Linked DNA regions of Mus musculus: regions 2 and 3 are each linked to region 1. The links are chromatin loops, found by intact Hi-C in ENCODE. Cell type or tissue: gastrocnemius. All regions are shown on one strand. Links, peaks and the distances in the headings refer to the core of each region. The heading gives the core; the rest is flanking DNA.

Region 1 (8,234 bases), core at 1,366-6,365:
TCTTCTTGCTTCAGCTTCCAGAGTGCCAGGATCACAGTCATGTCTCACCGTGCCGGCTCAGGAAGAATTGCCTTTTTGTTTGTTTGTTTGTTTGTTTGTTTGTTTGTTTGAAATAGGACAGGAGCTCTTGTATCCCAAAATGGTCACGAATTCACAACGTAGTGGAGGATGACTTTGAACTTCTGATGCTCCTACCTCTACCTACTGAGTACTGGGATCAGAGTGTGACCACACCCAGTACATGGGGTGCTAGGGCATCAAACCAGGGCTTTGTTGATGCTTGGTTACTACACTCTACCACACTCCTAGCCCTGTCATATGCTTATTTTACAAAGACAAACTTTTCAGTTTTGTAGAAAGAGTAAGCATCAAGGAGAAAGATTTTCCAAATGCCCCTGACCACCCCCTACACACACACACATACACACACACATGCACATACACACACATACACACACATGTACACATACACACACATACATACACACACATAAATACACATACACACACATAAATACACACATACATACACACACATGTACACATACACACACATACAAACACATACACACACACATACACATACATACACACATACATATACACATACACACACACACACACACACACACACACACACACACACACACACACGTACACACGAGTTCCTCTATCAGGATCCTCACCAGAGCGTTTTTCTTTGTTAAACCACACAACTATGGAGTCACCAGTGGACCTGTGGTCCATGTTGCTTTTGCTGCCTGCTCTCTGGACCTGACTCATGCAGAATGGATTACCGTGTTAAGTCCCTGCCCTCTGTCTCAACATCCCACCCCCTGGTAACACCACTTTTTTTTTTTTCCTTTCTCTACAGACTTATCTTTTCCAGAATGGCACCGATAGGAGCCTACAGCATAACTTTTTCAGTCTGGCTTCTCTCAGTATTTGTTTTGTTTGTTTGTTTGTTTATGTTAGAAAGGGTCTCACTATGTAGCCCCGCCTAGTTTGCAACTCATGTAGATCCGGTTGGCCTTGAACTCACAAAGATTGGCCTGTCACCACTTCCTTGGTGCTGGAATTAAAGGTGTGTGCCATCATGCTCAGCCTAGACATGTATTCTCTGTTTTATATTCAAGATTTTTTTTCATGGGTATGGGTAAGTGTTATGCCTACATGCATGTCCATCTGTACCTCAGATGCATGAAGTGGACATGGAAGAGGACGCCGGAGGACGCCCTGGATCTTCATCAGATCCCCTGGAACTGAAGTTACAGAGTTGTGAGCTGACATGTGGGTACGGGGAACTGAACTCGGGTGTTTTCCAGTAATATTGTTCCATGTCTTTTCCTGGCTTGGCAGCTCATAATTGAACACGCTTCCATTGTCTGGGTGCAACAGGATGTATACTCCTTCGCCTCCTGAAGGATACCTCAGCGCTTCCAAGCTTTGGCTGTTACCGCCACGGCCTCCATGAATATGAGTGTGCAGGTTCTGGCGATGCGGACTCTAGTCTTCCTCACACAACCCTCCTCTGAACTCTCCCACATCTGTCCTGCTCAGCTACTACCCAGTCTTGCCCCAGTCTCCTGGCAGGACTCTCCCTGCCCAGGCCGCAGCCTGGCCCTTTGCCCCAGACAGAGCAGTAAGCATTTTCTCCTGACTCCTTGGCACTGTTCCCTTGTTAACTGCATTTCGGGCCATGTGCTATCTTAAGAAGATGTAGTCTTCACAGGACAGATGTCTTCAAATCTCAGACCAAAAATCTTAAAAACAGAAGTAATGGTTTCTGATGTTTATGTATTACAGTAGGGGTTTAGTTGTTATTTTGAAACAGGGTGTCTCCGTGTAGCCCTGGCTGTGTTGGAACTCACTCTTTAGACCAGGTTGGCCTTGAACTCAGAGATCTGCCTGCCTCTGCCTCCCCAGCGCTGAGATTAAAGGCGTGCTCCATCATACCCCACATTGTGTTTGTTTTGCTTTTAACAGCAGCAGCTGTGGCTGAAGAGACCACCCCATGGTTTCCCCAGCTCACGCCATTCCACATCCTCTGACCTTGGCGTTAGGGCTACTGTCCAGCTGAGCGGAAGTAGCTGCCAGCGCTGGTGTTCCAGCTACATTTATGGTGGGTAGGGAGCCTGCACTGCAAAAGTTTGCCAGATCTCAGATGGAAAACGCAGCACAGCACAGCACAGCACAGCACAGCACAGCACAGGCGCCCTGCTCTTGGGTGGAGACAGCATGGAGGGAAGACATCACCATGCTGCTCTGCTGTTCACTCCAGTGTGAGCACAGTAGGTGGTAGAAGGGATACTGGGGGGGGGGGGGGAGACAGGACACAGGGGAAGAGAACATCAGAACAAGAGGCAGCTGTGTCCCCAGCTCTTATGTTTTGCCTCTGCTCCCCTCATGCATCAGTCCCCCAGACCACTTCTCAGCCTAGATGCAGCTCCCCAGAATACATCAGCCAGGACCCCCCTGACTACTTCTGTGGGAACCACCTGAATCCTGAGCCTTGAAGATCCATTTAAGGAGCCCCTAACCCATGAACCAGGTACACAGAGCAGCAACTTCCAAGCTTGGCTGCACAGTACCCCCTTTTGGCGAATGCGTTCAAATGACGAATCCCAGATCTTCTAGATTCAGAAGTCTTTTAGAGTCTAAACTGTCAGGTTGTAATGATTCTGGAGGCCACAGGCAGTGCTCCACTCCTGTTGTCAAACCCATTGGCTCCAGGTCTTCTTCTCTGCAGCTGAAGCTGTCTTAATAGCTTCTTAGTCTCTGGAGTCAGAAGATCTGATGTGAGAAACACCCAAGCAACCCAAACAAACCCAGCCTTTCATCTGAGTAAACCCACTAAATCATAGTCAAAAACCCCTGAGGGGTGCAATGGGCAGCCTCCATGAGTAAGATGCTCACCAGAACAGAGCTACACAGAGCCCAGCTGGACAATGTGCCACCCAGGGACTTGAGGGTTTCACAGGTATTCACTTGTCTGTTCTCATCCCCTGCGGGGGCAGGGCTCCTTCCAACCAAGGATGAAACACTTCATGCACAGTCCCTGGTAATGACCCACCCAGCTCGTCTTTCTATAAGCACCTTGTGTGATCCTGGAAAGAAAATGGTTCACTGCCCTCTTGCCCCAGAAACAACACACAATTATGCAAATCAAGAGGTCAGCTCCTCTTATTTATTCCCTTTAAAAATAGCCATGGAATTACCCAAGCCATCAAGAGTCCACACATCAGAAAAGCCATCAAGTCTCTGAAGGTGACACTTTACAGAAGTAGGGTGTACCATTCTGGAGGTGTAACAGCAGTTTGAGTAGGTGTGCCTAGGCCAAACACTGCGGGTAGACTGGATCATTGGCAAAAATAAATAAATAAATAAATAAACAAACAAACAAACAGCAGTAAATTTTGGTTGCATATACTTAAAAATACAGAGGGTAGCCAGGTATGGTGGTCCATGTCTTTAATCCCAGCACTCCAGAGGAGCAGAGACAGGGTGATGCCTGTGAGTTCAAGGCCAACTTGCTCTACATAGCAAGTTCCAGGCCAGCCAGGACTGCCTAATGAGACTCTGTCTCAAGGGGAAAAGAGAAGGCTAAGAGTAATGGCTGACCTTCAGGTTTAGGCATAGATTATTGTCTGATCATTAGACACATCTGGGTGAGAATTCTGAGCCCTGTGTATAGAGCTCAGGCATCTGCCCACATAAGCGCTCTCCTGCCACCTTGTGGACTCATGACTGCAAAGGAAGAAAAGGGCAACCCTGAAGAAACAAACACCCAACCAAACAAACAAACAAAAAAACGCAAACAAACCAGGAAACAGCAGCAAAAGAATAAATTAAGAACATTACTTAAATTTTTTACAGTTGTCAAAATGTCTTCATATCTGTGTACCCAAGTCTTCCTAAGTTTCAGGACGGGGAAGATGGTAACAAATGTTGGACCACTGAGATCTGCTTCCTCCTGGGAAAAGCTGAGCTGAGTTGAGCTCTCCAGGTGGCTATTTGTTGGCTCACTGACACCCTCTGCTGTTCAAGATGCAGAAACCTGAAAATAACACAAGAAAAGTGCCCCAAACTGGAAGCTCTGTGCAAAAGTGTCCATTGCATTTTTATTCAGAGCAGACACAAAATAGAATGTTTCTCAGTGTCCCTACAAAGGAAAATAGGCAAACAATGGTAACTTCACACAGCATCACAACATCTAGTGTCTTAGGGCTCTCCATCGCTTTGACAAAATATCAGAGGAGGAGTTATTTTGGCTCCTGGGCATCCTGCTCTGTTACTTTTGGACTTGAAGAGAGGTACAGCAGCAAAACTGTGTGGTGGGCAAGGCTTCTCATCACAAGGAGGTCAGGAAGGAAAGGCAGAGCAGGGGAGATCTAGAACAACACAAACCCTTATTGGTCCCAGTGACTTACTTCCTCTCTAGTTTATCCTGCTGTGGACTGGTCAGTGGATTGCTCTGCTGGTGAATTTACAGCCCTCTGATCACCTGGGACCAAGCTCGACCAAGAACACGAGCCTTTGGAGACAGTTTATGTCCAACCCACAACACCCAGCCATAAATAAGAACAAACCACAGAAGCAGGCAGCAATTCGACATGTTCATGATCACGTCAGCTCTCCACATCTGCTGCTTCTGCATCCGTGGATTCCAGTCCCTAGTCTGGGGGTGAAAATCAATCGCAAATTGAAAATGTATGATTTGTTTTGTTTAAGATGACGTTGTGATTAGCGTAGTTAACTTGATAGGACCTAGAATCATCTAGAAGACAAGTCTCTGGGCATACCTGTGATACAGATAAGTTAAGCTGAGATGAAATGATTCACTGTAATTGTGGGCAATATCATTCCATAGACTGGGGTCCAGGGCTGATAAGGAGAAACGATGTCTGAGCTATTTTCCGAGCTGAGCACAGGTTTGCCAATATCCTCTGCTTGCTGATATGGGCACATCACACTAGCATTCTACTGCTTCTGTGCCTTCCTGCCTCCCTCAGCATGATGGACTTCCCTTTGAACTGTGAGCCAAAACCAGTCTTCCCGCCCTTAAGTTGTTTTGGTCAGAGTTTGTGTCAAAGCAGAGAGGAAAGTAACAATAGCAGGATCCTGTTGTATTTCTCTGACTGCCTTGGTACCTGTGTATGGGCTAGGTAGGCTGTCCGCCAATCCTCCTGCCTCAGGCTCTTCAGTTTCAGAATTGCAAGAGTGTGTCACCACTCCTGATATATGGAAGCCATTAAAAACATGTACTGCTCTCACAGAAGACCAGAGTCCAATCCCATCCCCCACGCCAGTGCTTCTGGCCTTTGTAGGCACTTGCACTCAGTGCGTGCACATGCGCTACCTCTTGTATGAGTGCTCATGCACACACACATACACACACACACACACACACACACACACACACACACACAATTAAAACAAACAAACAGGGCTGGAGAGATGGCTCAATGGTTAAGAACACTGCATGAACAGAGGTCCTGAGTTCAATCCCCAGCAACCACATGGTGCCTCACAACCATCTGTAATGGGATATGATGCCCTTTTTTGGGCATTCACTGACAATAAATAAATCTAAATTTTTTTTTAAACAAACAAAATAAAGGGGCTAGGGAGATGGTTCAGCAGTTGCTCTTCCAGGGGATTTAGGCAGTTCTAGCACTGTAGGCTGCTTGCTTATAGCCATCTGTAACTACAATCTCCTAGGATCCCTTCCTTCTGGCCTCCACCAGCACCAGGCACACATGTCACACACTGATATGCATGCAGGCAAAATACCCATGCACACAAAATAAAACAAAAAAATTAAAAATAAATCTTTCAAAATCTTTGCTATTTGCTTATCTTTTTTAGTGTTGTATTGAAGTCAAAGCCTCACACATACTTGGAAGTTCTGGAACACTGACCTATATCCCCAGTGTCTTAATTTATTTTTCTGTTGCTGCCATAAAATACCATGATAAAAGTAAATCAGGGGGAAAATGATGATAGAAATGGAGGAGATGATGGAGAGAGGGATGGAAGGATGGAGGGATGGAAGGATGAAGGGATGGAAGGATAGAGGGATGCAAGGATGGATGGATGGATGGATGGATGGATGGATGAAGGGATGAAAAGATGAAGGAATGGAAGGATGGAGGGATAGAAGGATGGATGGAGACATGGAAGGATAGAGGGATGCAAGGATGGATGGATGGATGGATGAAGGGATGGAAGGATGAAGGAATGGAGGGATGAAGGGATCTTGAGAGATGAAAAGATGAACAGGATATAGGGATGGAGGCACAAAGAAATGAGGAGCAAAGGGCATGGATGGAATAAGGGGTGAAGGAATGGAGGGGATGGAGAGGTGGGGGGATGGGTGACAGACAAACAGCAAACAAAGCTGCTCTTAAGTGCGCTGAGTTCCTTAGCAAATGTAAGTAGTGAGTGGATTAGGTTGGAGAGAGACACACTGGAAACCAGAGGACCAGAAATATTCCCAGGAGAAAATGACAGCTTGGGCCTCTCAGTGACAGCGCACTTGCTACAACAACAAAGACAACAAAAACAAAGAAACCCCAAACAAACCTAGAGGGAAATGACTCTTCAAGGACTTCAGTCACCCACATAATGACACACCATCCAGACCGTCCTGTTCATAGATTCACAAACACACCAGTCAGCTTTAGCAAGCTCCGCTCTGGACTGGTGCAGGCTGTACGTGCCTTAGTTTCCACATCTGCTCTTGACCATGGGTGTAACTAGCCACTCAAGCTCATGCCTTGGCTTCCCAATAACGCTGAAACAATAGCTTGGAACTGTAAGCTGAATAAATCCCTTCTCCCCCAAAACTGCTTTTGACAGGGTATTTGATCCAGAAATGAAACTGGGACACAAGGTCTCGAGTAGCACAGGCTGGCCTCAAGCTCTGTATATAACCTTCACCTTTTTCTTCAGTGCTAGGGTTATAGTCATGCGCTACCACACCCAAAGTATGCTCAGGACTTGTATGCTAGGCAAGCACTCCACCAGCTGTCTTACATCCCCAGCCTTTCTCCACTGCTTTTTAATCTACTCTTTGTTATACCATGTAATCTATTACTTAGATAGCTTTTAAAAGATAGTTTTAAATATGATCTAATGCTATGTATTTATAATTGTATACATTGTTTCCCAGAATACTTAAAATCTTTACTGTTCATGTTATTTTTCTTTTGTTTGTTTTATGTGTGCGTGTGTGTGTGTGTGTGTGTGTGTGTGTGTGTGTGTATGTGTGTGTGTGTGTGTGTGTGTTTTCAAGACAGGGTTTCTGTGTTTAGTCCTGACTGTCCTAGAACTTGCTCTGAAGACCAAGCTGGCTTCTAACTCAGAGATCTACCTGCCTCTGCCTCCCTAGTGCTGGGATTAAAGGTGTGTGCCACCATGACCTGGGTGAATGTTCATGTTATTCTCTGTGAAGTGTTTCTGATGTTTCAGATTTTCGTTTGTTTGGCTTCGTTTTGATTAATTAGGTTTTGCTGCTGCTGCTGCTGCTGCTGCTATTTCTGTTTTGAGGGACAAAGTATAGCCTCTCTCCACTTTCAGTTTCCTGTGTTTCCTGTATGAGGTTAAGATGTGATCTCTCAGTTTCCTGTTCTTGCCGCCATGCCTGCCTGTTTCAGACTCAAGTCTTCAGAAACCATAAGCCAGAATCAATTCTTCCTTAAATTGCTTTTCTTTTGTAATAGTATTCTATCATGATGATGACAAAAAAGTGACTGATAAAAGGTCCCATAACATTTTAGCAATTTCACACACACAACCTAGAAAAGTATACCATCTGTGCATCATATCTGTGCTGTGTAGATCTGAGTTGTTTTTTTTTGTTTGTTTTGTTTTGTTTTTTTTTTTTGTTTTTTGTTTTGTTTTTGTTTTTTTTTGGTTTTTCGAGACAGGGTTTCTCTGTATAGCCCTGGCTGTCCCGGAACTCACTCTGTAGACCAGGCTGGCCTCAAACTCAGAAATCTGCCTGCCTCTGCCTCCCGAGTGCTGGGATTAAAGGCTCTGAGTTGTATTTTAGAGAATAGATTCATTCCAAAGATGCTTGGTGGTTACACAGATAATGCAAGTGGTAATCTCTGACCTTCAAAGTATCAGTCATCTGTTTCATGTAACCTAGCCCTTGGATCAACATTTTTACTGCCCACAGAGGCTAGGAGCCCCTGAAGGGTTGTGTAATACTTTTTGATATTGTTGTG
Region 2 (8,234 bases), core at 1,466-6,465, 83 kb before region 1:
AGAGGTGGTTCTAGAAACGTCTCCACTGCTGATTCTGGAAAACCGTCTTGTAAACTGGTTTTAAAAGAAGGGATAGTTTTATAGTAACTTAGTAAAATTCGAGTAGGGTAGAATTCTCCCAAATTAAGAAAGAACATTAAAACCAAACAAGCAAACCAAAGTTGCCTTCTTCCGTAGTGGTGAAAAAGTAGATTCTTCCCACTTGAGATCAGGATGGGACAAGGCTGTGGAGCCCACCTCACCACTCCTACTCAGCATCACAGAGCCAGTCCTAGCCAACAGGAGATGAAAGAATACAGGAAGGAAATAAAATGTGGGGCTGGAGAAATGGCTCAGTGGTTAAGAGCACTGACTGCTCTTCTGAAGGTCCTGAGTTCAAATCCCAGCAACCACATGGTGGCTCACAACCATCCATAATGAGATCTGGCGCCCTCTTCTGGTGTGTCTAAAGACAGCTACAGTGTACTTACATACAATAATAAATAAATCTTTTTTAGAAAATAGACTTTTAAAAAAAGGAAATAAAGTGTATGTAGATCAACAAAGGAAACAAAAAAGTCTTTACTCTGATTATCCCATTGTCTATGTGGAAAATTCCAACAAAAATACCTCCTGGAAGATATAAGTGATTGCAGCCAGGCTACAGGTCAGAGTGACCACATAAAAGCGATTCTTTCCTGTGTACCAGCACTATAACCCTGCATAAGCATCGAAAGAATTAACATCAGAGTTCCAGAATCATCAAGAAAGCAATGTCAGAGGAGCGACACTAACTAACGTCAAATAAGTTCATATGGTGACAAGAGGCAAAATAGCATTATACTTGAAAAGATAAATAAGAACAATGGAGTAGAGTAGTCAGCCTAAAAATAGGCATACACAAGAATCAACAGATCTCTGACAAAGGAGCTAAGATATAACAATGATGTAAAGAAAGTCTATTCCACAAAAGCTGCTGAAATCTCCAATGTCCACAAGCCAAAAACATGTAACTTAGACATAGAGGGAATGGATTGTAGACCTAAAGGCAAGGGCATAATAAACACACAAGATCTCTTTAAAAAAGAAAAAAGAGAAAAGAAAAAAAAACAGTAAGAGACACCTTTGTGTGGCATCGGGTTTGGTGATGAGTTTTTAGACACAATACCAAAGCCAAATCATAACTTGTGGAAGAAAAACTAAGCTGGACTTCTCTAAAATGTAAACGTGCCATCTCTGAGGGCTAGCTTTCATGAAGAGAAGCCATGCAAGCTTCCAAGGGAGGGAGGTAACCAACAGTCCTGCCCAGCTGTGGCACTTATGAACCACAGCAACAAGCAGCACGGCGCAGTAACCCAAAGGGTGCAGTGGTGGTGCGCATACCTCGGTGGGAACCAGCAGCTCTCTAGCTGGACCTAAGACCAATTCAAAAGGAAGAAAATGACGCCTGGAACTGGGAACCTAGCTAACTACTCAGTGCTCATGAAGTTATGATATTGGAAGAAAATCTATAACCACAAAGTTACTAAACCACCATAATTCTAACAATAATCTAAGCATGTGCGTATCCTTAGACCCATAGATAGGTACAGTCTTCATCTATCATCAAGGAAACTTCTCTTGCATGAGATGGAGACTACAGAAAACTACAACCAATCAAAATGCAGAGTTGTGAAGCCTAGTCCCAGTGGCTACATGTACAAAACTGTCCTGCACCTAAGGCTCAGAGAATATTGTAGAAGAGAGGACAGAAAGATGTTAAGAGCCAGATAATCAGGAAGTTAGTTTGCTTCAAGAGTCTGTCTCCTGGTAACAACAGAAGCTACACTCATAAGTCTCCCCGAAACGTGAGCTGAACAAGGACAGCAAATACAGAAGTGGATGCTCACAGTCATCTATAAGATGGAGCACAGGGCCCCCAATGGAGGAGCTAGAGAAAGTACCCAAGGAGCTAAAGGGATCTGCAACCCTATAGGTGGAACAACATTATGAACTAACCAGTACCCCGGAGCTCTTGACTCTAGCTGCATATGTATCAAAAGATGGCCTAGTCGGCCATCACTGGAAAGAGAGGCCCATTGGACTTGCAAACTTTATATGCCCCAGTACAGGGGAACGCCAGAGCCAAAAAGTGGGAGTGGGTGGGTAGGGGAGTGGGGGTGGGTGGGTAGGGGAGTGGGGGGGAGGGTATGGGGGACTTTTGGGAGAGCATTGGAAATGTAAATGAGGAAAATACCAAATATTTATTAATTAGGGTTAGCCTAAGGACAAACGGCACATTATCTCATGAGGAGGTGTAAGGGGCCTGAGATGCCCTGGCTGGCTTCAGCATCTAGGTGAGGGTTAGGCGAGTTCTCATATCTCGTGAGGAATCATGGGAAATTTCACTAATAGTATCAGACAGATGTTGGGTTCTTAAGGTGACTCCAGCATATGGTTAACATAAGGGCTGAAAGGAGACAAGGATCATTAAAGAAGGGTCGGCCAGACATTTCAGCTCAGAGAGACGCTACGGCAGAAGCTGCCTGATGGACTAGGTCTCCCAAAACAAACTGTGGGCTTAGCTTCTGCCTGGGAGGAACCAGAACACCTCAGACCTAAGAGCAGGCACAGCCATGGATGTAATCAGACCAAGAGTCTTAGTCCGCCTAAATTTCCTGTTTCACACAGAACAGGGACACTTTGCCTTCTCCTCTAAGTTGAGACTTGATTTCTACATCAAAATAATAATAAGCCACAAGTAGTTCATGGGATACGTTTTTTATCAGGACATGTACGTGTTTACCAAAACTTCACAGCCATAAACAAGATGCCTGGCCAAAGTTAAGTCTCCTATAAAGAAAGACCTGAGCCCAAGAGTCTCATCCTTGAGCCAGACACAGAACAACTAGCCATGCCTCAGAGGCAGCCCTGCGTTTTCCCTAGAACCACAGAGAGTAGAGACCTATTGTGCTTTGTGAGGGCGGCTGGGCCAGGCCATCTGTCAAGGAATGCAGACTTGTACACACACACCTGTCCTGTACACACACATCTGTCCTGCTTCCACTCACCTTCCTTTCCTGCTCTCCCTTCTTCCTTCTCCATTTCCTCATCTCTGGCAGCAGTGAGGGCCAAGGTCAAAGGTCAGCGCTAGGCCATGTGTATAGCTCGGATGCACCCTGATGGCCTCACTCCTACTCAGACGGCTAAGATAAAAGGTTTCTGTCCAGGGTCTCACAGTGGGTGTGCTAGTGTGTATAAATTCTGCCAGTTTATACCGGCAGGGCTCAGCCTCTGATCTCAAGGAATTTCTCTTTCCAGGATGCTTTTGTGAGTACATAATTCCAAACAGATTTGGTCTCTTCCAGGACTTCCAAAGTGATCATTGAGTTGCTTCCCCTGTCTCATCCAGCAGAGGGCAGCAGCTCCCTAATGAAGAAAGCACATGCTGCCAGCTTTGTGCCTAGTGAAGCTCCTACAAAAAGGGCTGGTACTTCCTTCTCTGGATATAGAGTATGTATCCAGAGAAGGAAGTACCAGCCCTTTTTGTAGGATATAAATATATATATATATTTATATCCTATATATAATATATATACATATATATACATATAATATATATATATATATATATATATACACACACACACACACACGTGTATGTACATACGTATGTTTGTATGTACATGTATGTATGGACTGGGCCCCACAAACAATTCCCACCTCTCTGAAACTCAGTAACAAATATCTCACTGAAGCCACAAATAAGGCTTGTGTAGAATTTTGGTTAACCTTCTGGATCCTTCCTAACTCCTTATGCTCAAGGCTAGGAAGGGTCGCTCCTAACTCTTGGTGATGAAGAGACTGGTTCAGATACGCTAGAAAGGCACAGGTGGCACACACTTATGAGTGAGCATATACCTGTGTGGTGGAGTACACCTGTAATTCCAGCACTAGAAAGGCAGAGGCAGGTAGGGTCAGAAGTTCAATGTCATCCTGGACTGCATAGAGTCCAAGGTCAGACTGGCCCACATGAGACTCTAACAAATGGGGGGGGGGGGGGTGAGGAGGCGGGAGAGAGGTGAGACTTCCAATCTGGTGGCACAGCTTCAATTCCTGACTGTTGGGCTTCTGGTCTTGGCCACTAGGGTGACACCTTCTATAATCACCTGGCTCCTGCACGGGGACCTGGGGTGCTGCTCCAGCCGGACACATTAGGGTAAGTCCCAGGCACCAAGGTCAAGTTCACAAGACCAAGCTCTTGGGCACCCACTGTGTTAGTTCTAAGGGCTCAGAGAACAGGACCTGGGGCCTGTTGAAAAACACATTCTTGCTTATCTGTCCCTTCCTTGATATTTTTACTGAGGGGCAGGATCCTCCACTGTAATGAGTCACTAGGCTTGGTGGGGGTTCTGATCCTCATGGTGGCCTGTTTCTAAAGGTGACTCATGGGGTAGATGACAGGTGCTAATATGAAGGGGCTGCCCTAAAAGGGCTTTCCACAGAGTAAGCAATCAGAGCTGAGGCAGGAGAGAGGAGCCTGTGCTCTGGGGCTCTCCTCAGAGAAGCCCTCACTCCCCACATCACATCAATCAAGCTGACATTTCCTCCCACAAGAAGATGAGACAACTTGCATTGTTAAGGAGCTTTGATGTACAAAGAGCTTTCCCCAATATACAGGATCCCTCAGTTACTAAGATAAATGGGGAAAGATTTGACATTTATTGTGCATAATTTAAGTTCAAATAGGTTCCCAGTGAAGAAAAATTGCAAGTTGCTGCGCTGGGTCTGTGGCTCCAGTTCCATGCCTTCTGTCGCCGTTTCGGCTCTGCACTGCTCTTGGGCTGCCCTGACTTTATAATTTAGAGAACAAAGCCATATTGTGGGATACCGGGAAGCTGTATTTCTACTCCTGAGATGAACTTATCTCCATCTGTGAATTATTTGTTTTTCAGAAAAACACTTAAAATGAGCAAGTGGTTTTTTTCTCTGACTTTAAAATATGATTCAAAAACATCAAATAGCTGACAATGTTTTTCTAAAATAAGAAAAGAAAAGCAAAGCCAGGTATCTATCACTGGGAGGGAGAGTGTCCCCAAGCTTCTAGGCCAGCCTCTGAGACTCTCTGGGCACGAATGTGATGAAGTATGTATTCTGCTCCTGATTAAAAGCCTGCTGTGTTGCTCTAAAATGTGGAGCAGAGAAGTGCCTGACTATCCATGCATCAGCCAGGATGAACAAACCAAGCTGCACCCCACCATGTCAGCAGGACAGCAGCTCTCAGCCTCTGCTTCTACTTTTGCCTTCCCTTCAGACACGGGAGGAACAGCACCGTGGAGGTCAGAGGGCAGCAGAAGGGGCAGATGCACTCCCATAGGTAAATGCCGTGGCTTTGGGAGTAGGTAGAAAGGCCAGTGCTTTTTCCTGACACCAGGACTTGAGGATCCTGAAAGTTAAGAACTTTGTGGTCAATCTTTATTCCTAGAGAGGAGGTTATGGTCTAGGGTATGGGAAGAGCTTAGCAGTAAATGCCTGATTCATACTCTAAGCCCTCAGTGGCCTCTGACTTCCCGATGGCATACATCTACCAGACCCAATGGATACATATTAGGTAATTCACCTGCTTCTCATACCCTGGGTGACACCCTAGAAATTCTAGAAGTCAGTAGAATCTGGCCAAAAGCAAGCTCAGGGATTCCAGGCAAGGAAGCAGGCAACTGGACTAGCAACTCCAGCAAGCATATAATTGTCCCAGGACCCCTGCCCCTCAGTCCCCAGGGCTCCTCTATGCTCACCTGACCTCTGCCCTAGGTTCCCGTCCAGCCCCAAGAAGTCCCAAAGTCTGACTCAGGATGGGAGCTTAGACTGAAGTTAGTGCTGGTTTACGGCTACAGGAGTCAAGCAAGTTTCTACAACCCAATCTGCAGTTAGGCCATGACAGTCAGCACTACTTGGAAGTGCACCTACTCCACTCCCGCACCAAAGCCACCGAACTTTCCATGTCTAAGGTTAGATAACATGCACCATCTCTATCCCCTCACCCCTTCCTCAACCCCTATCACCCATCAAGCTCACAGATGCTACTCAACAGCTTCAGCACCCATCTTTCTGGCTAAAAGCCCAGAACCCCACCCCATGCTAAGTTCTCATGCACTCCCTCCTATCAGCCCGCTTACATAGTAGACAGAGATGGCTCAGAGATGGCCTGCTCCTGATGGACTCTGAGCTCCTGTACACAAAGACTAGGTCGGTCTCACTCAACAGACACACAATATTTGTTTCATTAGTTACTAACAGTTGCTATGGAGACCTTAAGATCACAGAAGGCAGGGGCTGGAGCAGAGTGGCTTAAGGTCTCTAAGGAATGACCCACAAGGGTTCTCGGTCTAAGGACAGAACCACATCCTTAGAGAGGAGGACAAACAGACAAGAGAGGAAAAGTGGATAGAGTGGAGGTGGAGAACAAGGCAGGTACCCACCCCATTCCACATTAGAGTAAGCAATCGAAAACGATGGGGCTCGAGATGGCTCAGTGCATGAGAGCACTTGCTTCTCCTCCAGAGGGCCCTAGTTTGGTTCCGAGCACCTATGTCCCGCAGCTCCCTACTGCCTATAACGCCAATGCTACAGGATCCAACACCCTCTTCTGGCCTGGGCATAGATGTGCATATATTTTAAAAAGTTAAATTTGGCCTATGCTGGCTCATTTCATGTCAACTTGACAGGGTGGGGTCATCTGAGAGGAGGGTACCTCAATGGAGAAAATGCCTCCCTCAGATCTACCTGAGGGCAAACCTGTTATTTTCTTAATTGGTAATTGATGGGGAGGAGTCCAGCCTATTATGGGTGGAGCCACCTCTGTCCCGGTGGTTCTGGGATCTGTAAGAAAGCAGGATGAGCAAGCCATGAGGAGCCAGCCAGTAAGCAGCACACTTCCATGACCTGCATCAGCTCCTGCTTCCAGGATCCTGCCATGATGTCCTTCAGTGATGGACTATAATGTGGAAGTGTAAGCCAAATATACTGCCTGCCACTAATTATTAAGGCAGCTACTTACAGTTCTGTCCATTCGGTCTGTCATTCTTCATTAAGAAGCACCCCAGTACACACAGACACACATGTGACAGTGCTGTCTAGCTACATAACTTAAACATGCAGCTACAATTAGGCAGATAGGAATATCGAGATCACTTGGCATTACTTGAGATACCCATGCCTACATGGAGTCTGGATAAACTTAAGTTAAACCCCAGTTCTGCAAGCAGTCTCAGAATGCTTCTTCCCAGGCTTGGAATTCCGTCCTCAGGCTCCTCCCAAAACGTCCTCCCAGAACTATACATATGCTCTTAACTCTCCTGATGCTCTGGAGTGTCATCTGGGTGACATTCCTATATCCTCACTACTCCATGTCTCTTATTCTTCTCCATTACTCTCATACACCCAGACACATGCAGCTCATTTTATCCTCCTACTTAACTCAGAGACAGTTCTTTCAGAAACAACCCTGAGTGCTGCTACTGATGGAAGGCCCTATTTCTTCATGACTTTCTCCAGCTCTTGGCCATAGCCAGCCCTCTCATCAGAGTTCACCCCCTGAAAACAGCTTCCTGCTCTGTCCCGGACCACCTTGCCTCCACTGCTATGACTAGCCTTCCTTGGCCACTTCTGTTCTCCCCACAGCTTCTTGCTGCCCTTTAAACACATTAGCAAGCTTAGGTGTGCTCCGTGCTTGTAAACCCAGCGCCAACGAGGTGGAACCAGACGTATTTCAATTTAGAGACCAGCCTCATGTTACATGGCAAGACCCTAATCAAAGTGTGTGTGTGCAATTGAATTAAAAATAAAACATCGGAAAGAAAAGGTCAGGGTGGCCCAGCCTGTGCACTAGCTGTTCTCATTTCTAGCAGCCGCCCAAGACGTCAGCCTGAGATTCTTTCTTATCTCCTCTAATTGCTCTCCTAAAGATACCAACTGCTCCAATCTCCTTCCCCTGCTTCTGTGTTGTATTTAACTCTAGTCCACTTAACTTTCCCCAGGTTTTTCTTATTGTCTCTTCTCCGCTGAAGAGTAAACTCCACCAGGACAGACACATCACCTCTACACAAGCAGCATCCCAGCCAAGACTGAGAATAGAAAAAGCACTTGCTAAAAGGCAAAACATTTTTGAAGTGGAGAATGCTCTGGTTTGGAACAACTGCCCTCTAGTGGTGCAGTACGCTCACTGCCAACTTCATAGTGATTTCGGATAAGTCAAGCCCACGAACAAATAATTCCTC
Region 3 (8,234 bases), core at 1,484-6,483, 1.2 Mb after region 1:
TTTCTGTGGTGTCGGACAGCCCTCCTGCCTTTGGACAAGCATGCCATGGTATTTGCATACTCTCCAGTGGTCTGTTTAATGAGCATATGATGACCCCAGCTGCAGGGCAGCCTTTGCTTCAGACCGGTGCACTATGTGTAGGGGACAAGAAGCACTATTGTCTGCTTGGGGCCAGCCCTGGCCCATTGACAGGGTGGCCAAGAGGAGATAAGGGGCCGGTGAGGGAAGTGAGTCAGGTGTAGTGGTCAGGGGAACCTTGCAGCTCTGACTCACTAGGAATCCGATTGCTGCTTTATTTATACACGTCTCACAGAACAAAGACAGACTAATGATCATCCAGGAGCACAGATTAGATTAGTTTTCTCTGATTTTTTTTTTTTTTTCATTACACGTTCAGGGTTACAAGTTCAGTCACAATTAGAAAGTACTCATAGAACTGATTTTATTTTTATTATTAGCCCTAAACTTCAGTTCAAATAATCTACGGAATGTCTCCACTAAAGCAAGCACATTTATTATTTGCAGCCTGCTTTTAGGATGGCAGCACTTGCAGGTTTGTTTGTTTGCTTGGTTGTATTTTTTTTTTTTAGATTTATTTATTTATCATGTATACTGTGTTCTGCTTGCATGTATGCCTGCAGGCCGGAAGGGCACCAGATCTCTCATTACAGATGGTTGTGAGCCACCATATGGTTGCTGGGAATAGAACTCAGGACCTCTGAAAGAGCAGCCAGTGCTCCTAACCTCTGCACTATCTCTCTAGCCTAATATCTGCAGTTTTAAAAGCATCTCAGACACACAGAAAACATCTGAGCCAGTCTTTTTATGAACAGCAAATACAAACAGCTAACTCCTATTGTGAACCATTTCACCATCTCACTTGAAAGTAGGAAAAGGTTATTTTAGTCAATCTATCTTATTTATTGACGTCTATTCCTCCTGGGTATGCTCTGTACAGCCCCCTTTCTTTAAACTACATTTTCAGAGAGCTCTAAGCATATCATAAAAAGAAGCAAGGATCTGTTACTAATTCTCTTGGTCAGAATTGTCAGCTATCTCTGTTTACCCCTGTGCCAATCATACTGTTTGAATTTGCTTAGCTGCGGATACCCCAAGAAGATTCCTGGAATCATGGCCTCATTATAAATGCCTAGCTTTTGCTTATCTGAGTGTCTTAGTCAGGGTTTCTATTCCTGCACAAAACATTGTGACCAAGAAGCAAGTTGGGGAGGAAAGGGTTTATTCAGCTTACACTTCCACAGTGCTGTTCATCACCAAAGGAAGTCAGGACTGGAACTCACACAGGGTGGGAGCTTGGAGGCAGGAGTGCAAGCAGAAATCATGGAGGGTGCTGCTTACTGGCTTGCTTCTCTTGGCTTGTTCAGCTTGCTTCCTTATAGAACCCAGGACTACCAGCCCAGGGACGGCACCACCCATAATGGGCTGGGCTCTCCACCCTTGATCTCTGATTGAGAAAAAGTCTTACAGCTGGATCCCATGGAGGCGTTTCCTCAAGGGAGATTCTTTTCTCTGTGATAACTCCAGCTGTGTCGAGTTGACTCACAAACCCAGCCAGTACACTGAGCTTATCAGAATCTTCAAGGCACAAGGAAGACTTCCAAATAGTGGCTAAAGCTAGTTCCATAAAACCAGGAAAAGACATAAAACGAGTCACAATGCAGAAAGTCTCCAAGAACACAACACACAGAAACCAAAACCTAAAACTGAGAGACAGACAGAACGACAGCAAGCTCAGCATTCCACTCAGCTTGGCTGGAACTGTGTCAAGCAGCTTGCTAGCTTTATGACTTTTGCTATTTCCAGGGGATGTGGCTGTTTAAACTGTCCCTGCCCTGTACCGCTAGAGGCCCAGCGTGTTACTACCAGCCACTTTGTTAAAAGTTTCAACTTCGACTTTCCTGTATCCCACAGAAATTAAAATAGGAATTAGTAAATGAACTGTCTACTCACAGTTTGACCGCAGACTCCGCCTTTCCTCTAGCAGGGTCACAATGGTACAGGAAAGGCCAGGCATGGTGGGTGCATGGCAACCCCATGAGGGCAGTGCAGAAAATGCATAGCAAGTTTCAGGCCAGCCTGGGCTAACTGAGATCTCCATTTTTCATGATTGTGATCCCTCCCAAACATAAAACCAATTATGTAGAAAAGATTAAAGAGAAGCTAGGAAATATACACATTAACTTATCCAGTCTGTAGGGGAAGGGTACTTGGGTCCCAGGCTGTTCTCTATTAACAGAATTTTAAAGGATCTTTTATTTACCTTGTAACATTTTCATACATATAAATGAGATCTCTTGATGATATTTATTTTTAACTCTCTTTCCCACTCCCCCAAGCATCTTCAACATATCCTCTCCCTCTTCGTGGCTCCTCCTCCTTTTTGTAATTCACTGAATCTAATTAGTGCTGCTTGTTAGGATGTTGATAGATCTTGGCTTGATACTGTGTAGGTCATCATTGCTACAGAATGTTCATGGCCACCTCATGGCCAGAAGTCAGCATCTCATAACATTCGTCTTGATCTTCTGGTTGTTACATTTTTAAGAAAAACTTTAAAAATATTTATTAGCTTTTAGTTTATGTGTGTACATCATGCATGCATGGTTGCCCATAGAGGCTGGAAGGGGGATTCCTGGAGCCAGAGTGACAGGGCTTGTGAACCACCTGATGTGGGTGCTCAGCTGGGAACTGAACTCCAGTCCTCTGGAAGAGCAACGTGGGATCTCTCCACTCCATGGATCTTACACTCTTTCCCTTTCCTCTCCTTGATGTTCCCTGAGCGTTGAGGGTGGGGGTGGGGAGGCTGAGACAGATACTTCATTTAATGTTGTACACTCATAGGTCACTTATTCTCAGCTCGCGGACTAGTTGTGAGTCTCTGTACTAGTTGCTGCTCACTGCAGAAGAAGCACCTCTGGCCAAGGTTGAGAGAAGCATGAAAACCCAACATTTTAAAGGCAAAACCCAACATTTAAAAGGCAGTCTGATAACAGGATCATTTAGCAAAACAGCAGAAGGTCCCTGACAGTCCTGTAGCATGTGGGAATTGACACAGAGCAATGCCGCTGATAACTTTTTTCCTACAGCAGCCTGCATAGCAGCTTTTGACACTATGCAAACTAGCAAGCAGGAGGGAAGTTTTCATGTCTGCTCCAACTTGATTTTCTATGTCTTGTGAAACCAACTTGTTAGAAGTTTTAAAACTGTGTAGAGGAAAATAGTGAGTATTAAAGACTGGCATTTTTAATGAACCAGACCAGGTAGCTCTTTGTCTCCAGGTTAGTTTCCTCAATGTAGGGTGGGATGCTTTTGGTATCTTTGCTTGGGAGGGCAGCTTCAACTCCCAACTCCCAAGATCCAGTTAAACACTCTAACTTAGAAAGTGAACAAGAGTGATGTTTTGTAGCTGAGGGGAGGGCATGTGCCTCCTGCCCTTACCATATATCCTCTTCAGACGCGGATTTATGCCCAGTTCCCATCTATGTCAGAGCCATCACCCCCTCCCCATAGCATACAACCAGTGAGTTTTATTTCTCTATACCACAGCTAGTAGCTCTGAGTGAATGAGGGGATCAAGTACGTTGGTCAAGGACATTTTTGCCCCTCAGCCTGCTGAGTGGTTGGCCAAAACAGTGTTCTTAGCTTACAAGATCCCTGTCTTTGTGCTTTGGGTCAGCATGGTTACAGGACAGAACTTATCTTCTAAGCGGGTTGATTCACTGTGAGCCGACAGGCCAGTGGAAAGGAGACTAGAGCTATGGCGCACTCTATGCTCTGATACGAACCAGGAAGGATGCTTCTGGAAGACTATGCATCTCTATGGGGTTCTAGGCTCACACTGCCTAGTAGTAGCTACAGCCACACCCTTCTTAAGTAGACTATAGGCGGGTCCAAACAGGAGGAGGGCTGCTCAGAGCACTTGGAGCTTGAGCGCTTCTGGGAGCCGCAAGCCTACGTGGACCACACAGTGAAGGCCAAGGGACATCCATCTCCTCTCCTTCAGTCCAGTTCCGAATGTTCACCAAGGCTTTCCTCCCGTCTTGGCCCCTCCTCTGCTCCCCATAGGCCCCGCCCCTCGTCCCACCTCCAGTCCCACGCACACTCACTCGCTCCTTTCTACACAACCCCGCCTTCTTCCCCGCCTCTGGCCCCGCCCCGCCCGCCTCTGCTAAGGCGCCTAAGGCCAGGTCTCTGGAGGACCCTGAGCTAGCCATGGCGTTCCCTGGCCCGCGGGTGCTGGTGGTGGGCAGCGGCATCGCGGGGCTGGGCGCTGCGCAGAAGCTCTGCAGCCACCGGGCTGCTCCACACCTGCGGGTTCTGGAGGCCACCGCCAGCGCCGGGGGCCGCATCCGCTCGGAACGCTGCTTCGGTAACCGCTCCTTGGTCGACCCCAGACCCCATCCGGTTCCTACTGAGCCAGGAAGCCTTCCTTTTTTGGCTCCCGGAGTAAAGGAACACACCCTCCGTTCACTGAGCCTGGAAAGTCAACTGCCTAAAGTTAGGAGAGTACTCTCTAGGGAAGGCAACCTAGGGTCCCGCAGTTGCTTTGCTCAGCTTTGGGGTTTCTCGGGTTTCTCCTTAAGTGAAGGAAGCCTGTACAGGCTGTCTCGCCCCTCCCCAGGAGTTCCCGAAATCTGGTCTGACCAAGCCATGCCTTTAGGAACTACTTTACCCTGAGGAACAGGACCCTTGGTCCTGGTATACAAGGGGACCATGTGACTCTCAAGGTGTTCCTAGAGTATGCTTGCGAAAGGGTGGGGCTGCTTTTTCTGGGGAGAGGGCCTCCAGGTAGCATTTCCTGTGCCCTCCTAGGTGGTGTAGTGGAGCTGGGTGCACACTGGATCCATGGGCCCTCCCAGGACAATCCTGTCTTCCAGCTGGCTGCAGAATTCGGGCTCCTGGGGGAGAAAGAATTATCGGAAGAGAACCAGCTTGTGGATACAGGAGGGCACGTGGCCCTGCCCTCCATGATCTGGTCCAGCTCTGGAACAAGTGTGAGCCTGGAGCTGATGACAGAGATGGCCCGTCTGTTCTATGGACTGATAGAGCGGACCCGAGAATTCCTGAATGAATCTGAAACCCCAATGGCCAGTGTTGGAGAGTTCCTGAAGAAGGAGATAAGTCAGCAGGTGGCTAGCTGGACCGAGGATGATGAGGACACCAGAAAGCGCAAGCTGGCTATCCTGAATACTTTCTTCAACATAGAGTGTTGTGTGAGCGGCACCCACAGCATGGACCTGGTGGCTCTTGCACCGTTCGGGGAGTATACAGTGCTGCCTGGGCTGGATTGCATCTTGGCTGGGTATGGGCCATAGCCCTGCCAGCTCTGTCCCTACTGTCCAGGCAGAGGCACTAGACTGGAGAAAGGAGGGAGAAGGGGAGAGAGGAGGAGGCTTGGAGCGGGCAGGTGAGGGCACTGCCCTCCCCATTCAGAGGGATTGGTTTCTCTTTCTCCTAGTTGTGTTTAAGCAAAGATTCGTCTAGGGAATTGAGGAGGAAGTATCTTGAATGCTCATTTCTTCTGATATCCTAGGGTAGCTCCTGTGCCAGGTGTTACTCAAGGGCCTTCAAGTGCAGAGAAGCCAAGCAGGCTCCTTCCCTATGGCAGGCAGGCTTGTGCTTGCTTCTAGGAACAAAGACATTGATTGGGCGGGGCTGGTCTCCTATACCTCCCACCCACACCCCTAACATCAGGCCCAAGGCTTCTGTCTAGGAGATAGGATTTGTGATGTAGGAAGTGTGCAAACCTGGGGCTGGTGTGGTGGTGGGGAACTCCGGTTCTCATGGGAACCAGTCAGTGTTGTGTTCATTGACTTATGGGACCCTCATTAGTCCGGATGCAGATGTTAATGGTTCTGTGTTTTAAGGGGTTGCCTCTCTTTCTGGCTCTGAGCGATGCTCCTCTGGATGCTGGTGGCATCTTGGGTGGCTTATTTCTGCCAGTTCCCCTTCCAGGGCCTGTTTCACAGACACATCAACTTCTGTCTCTCCTAGTGGCTACCAAGGACTTACCGACCGCATACTGGCTTCCTTGCCCAAGGATACGGTCGCTTTTGACAAGCCGGTGAAGACCATTCACTGGAATGGGTCCTTCCAGGAAGCTGCTTTTCCAGGGGAGACCTTCCCCGTATTGGTGGAGTGTGAAGATGGTGCCCGCCTGCCTGCACATCATGTCATTGTCACAGTGCCATTAGGTAGAAATCACTTATCCTGATTAAGCTGCCTGTCTATATCCCTATCCCAGGCATCACAGGCCTCTGGTTCTTCTCCTTCTTTGGCTCTGGATATTTATTGAGCTGCTGAGTTCATGTTTTCATGCTAAGGATCTCCAGGTGAATAAAAGTACTCCACCATAATTTTTGGCAGTTGTAGCCGTCCTGCCTCACCTGGAGTCACTGTGCTGCCTTCCCTGGCTGATACTGTCTTGTATAGAGAAGCCATTATTAATAAATGCTGGTGGGAACTCGGTAGTTCTTACTTCCCTGTTTCAGATGGTGTTACATGAAAATCTCAAAGTGCTTATGTGGCTTGTTCTTGAAGATCTAGATAGAATGACTTTTCTTCCCAGGACCTGTGTATTCGGGAACTGTCTCTGTCATGTGCCTGGGTATGGCCCTGCAGGCTTCCTGTTGTACTGATTTTCTTCCTTCCTTTTTTAAACTTTAATTTGTCTTTTGAGACAGGGTCTCACTATGTAGGCCTGAATGGCTTGGAACTCACTGTGTAAACCAAGCTTGTGTCAAACTCAGAGATCTACCTGTTTATGCCTCCTAAGTGCTGGGATTCAAGGCCTTCTTGCTTTCGTACTGGTTTCAAGCAAATGTTCTCTCCTCTGGGTTGTCTTTGTTGTTTGTCTGACTGTGGGTTGTTTTTCTTTTTTCTTTTTTTTCCCTACTTAGACTTATCTAAGTGTATTCAGTGGCAGAGTGTTTGCATGGATGAGGCCCTGGGTTCAATTTCTAGTAAAGAGCAAGACAAGCTTCCTCGTGAAATCTGTGTGGTGGCTACCACAGACTGCCCCTGAGTAGTGTGACTGGCAGTTAGAGATAGAAAGTCAGGAGTGAGATGTTCCTCAGAGTCCCACTTAACTGTCCCTCTGTGACCAGGGAGTCTGTAGTTTCCCTCCAATATGGTAGCAGTCAACCTTGAGTTCTGATTGGCAGGTCCAGCCTTTGGAATTTGTCTCCAGGTACCCGAATGAATGTACGGGATGTTTAGAAGCACTTTTCTCTAGACAATCAGGACAGATTCCTGTTGATGTAGATTCTAGTTAAAACCGAACTTATTTATTTACTTATTTCTTCCTCTTCCTCTTCCTCCTCCTCTTCCTCCTCTTCCTCTTCTTCTTCCTTTTATCATGTAGCCCCTGCTGTCCTGGACTCATTATGTAGACCAGGCTGGCTTTGAACTCAGAGAACCATGCCTGTCACTGCCTCCTGTGTGTTGAGATTAAAGACATGCATCACAAGACCTGTCTTAAACTACGTCCTGTTCTGAATTGCAGGTTTTCTTAAAGAACACCAAGATACCTTTTTTGAGCCACCACTGCCTGCCAAAAAAGCAGAAGCCATCAAAAAACTAGGCTTTGGTACCAACAACAAAATCTTCTTGGAGTTTGAAGAGCCCTTCTGGGAGCCCGACTGCCAGTTCATCCAGGTGGTGTGGGAAGATACATCGCCCTTACAGGACACAGCCCTCTCACTCCAAGACACCTGGTTCAAGAAGCTCATTGGATTTTTGGTCCAGCCTTCTTTTGAGTATGTATGCATCCAGGAGTTCTAGGGAATGCACCTGCTGGCTCACTAGTTTAGTCTGTTGGAGTACTCAGCTGTGTATAGTTCATTGTCAGGTATTTCTGAGTGTTTGATTGGAGGAGGAGCATGTGCTCCTGAAGTGTTGGTTTCAGATATCCTGGCTCCCTGAGAGACAAATGGAGACCCAGAATGTACTTTTGGACTCCAGGGATATGTGTGTGTGTGTGTGTGTGTGTGTGTGTGTGGTATTAAAACTTGGTATTTGAAGTATGGATCTGTCTATACCTGTAGAAATAGTACTTAGATGGGAGCTAAAGCGCCTCCTACATAATGGAAGTAGAGACCCTCAGTTGGCCAGGCATAGTGATCCACTCCTAATAGTAGGAAAGCTGAGGCTGGAAGAACATGTGTTTGAATATGTCAGACTCTATCTAAAAATAACAGACAGACCTACAGATG

Evidence for each region. Hi-C counts contacts between places; a loop is a spot of excess contacts. Peaks named below come from ENCODE experiments on the same cell type or tissue, not always from the same donor. Only the 100,000 strongest peaks of a DNase experiment are listed, where the experiment ranks them.
Region 2: a loop joins it to region 1, with 13 times the contacts of the local background. A loop is called at or near these places in 39 of 42 quality-filtered maps.
Region 3: a loop joins it to region 1, with 5 times the contacts of the local background. A loop is called at or near these places in 4 of 42 quality-filtered maps.

What each region holds. Positions count from the first base shown.
Region 1 is chr7:138,920,209-138,928,442 of GRCm38, forward strand. No RefSeq gene overlaps it. Among named protein-coding and RNA genes, the nearest start is that of Bnip3, 15 kb to the left of the region's middle. In gastrocnemius, for the core only: CTCF peaks have their summits at 3,741 (motif pointing left) and 3,945; a DNase peak (open chromatin) is centred at 3,678; H3K27ac peaks cover 778 bases.
Region 2 is chr7:138,837,548-138,845,781 of GRCm38, forward strand. The region is part of intron 1 of Mapk1ip1 (mitogen-activated protein kinase 1 interacting protein 1); the gene reads right to left. Among named protein-coding and RNA genes, the nearest start is that of Mapk1ip1, 4.6 kb to the right of the region's middle. In gastrocnemius, for the core only: a CTCF peak has its summit at 3,354 (motif pointing right); DNase peaks (open chromatin) are centred at 3,113, 3,369, 4,112 and 6,062; H3K4me3 peaks cover 964 bases; H3K27ac peaks cover 2,559 bases.
Region 3 is chr7:140,121,493-140,129,726 of GRCm38, forward strand. It overlaps Paox (polyamine oxidase (exo-N4-amino)), which reads left to right and starts at 4,193. Exons shown (of 7, transcript NM_153783.4): 1 at 4,193-4,390; 2 at 4,834-5,323; 3 at 6,016-6,215; 4 at 7,526-7,778. The coding sequence starts at 4,234. In gastrocnemius, for the core only: no CTCF peak of the experiment used is centred there; a DNase peak (open chromatin) is centred at 4,133; H3K4me3 peaks cover 1,610 bases; H3K27ac peaks cover 1,713 bases.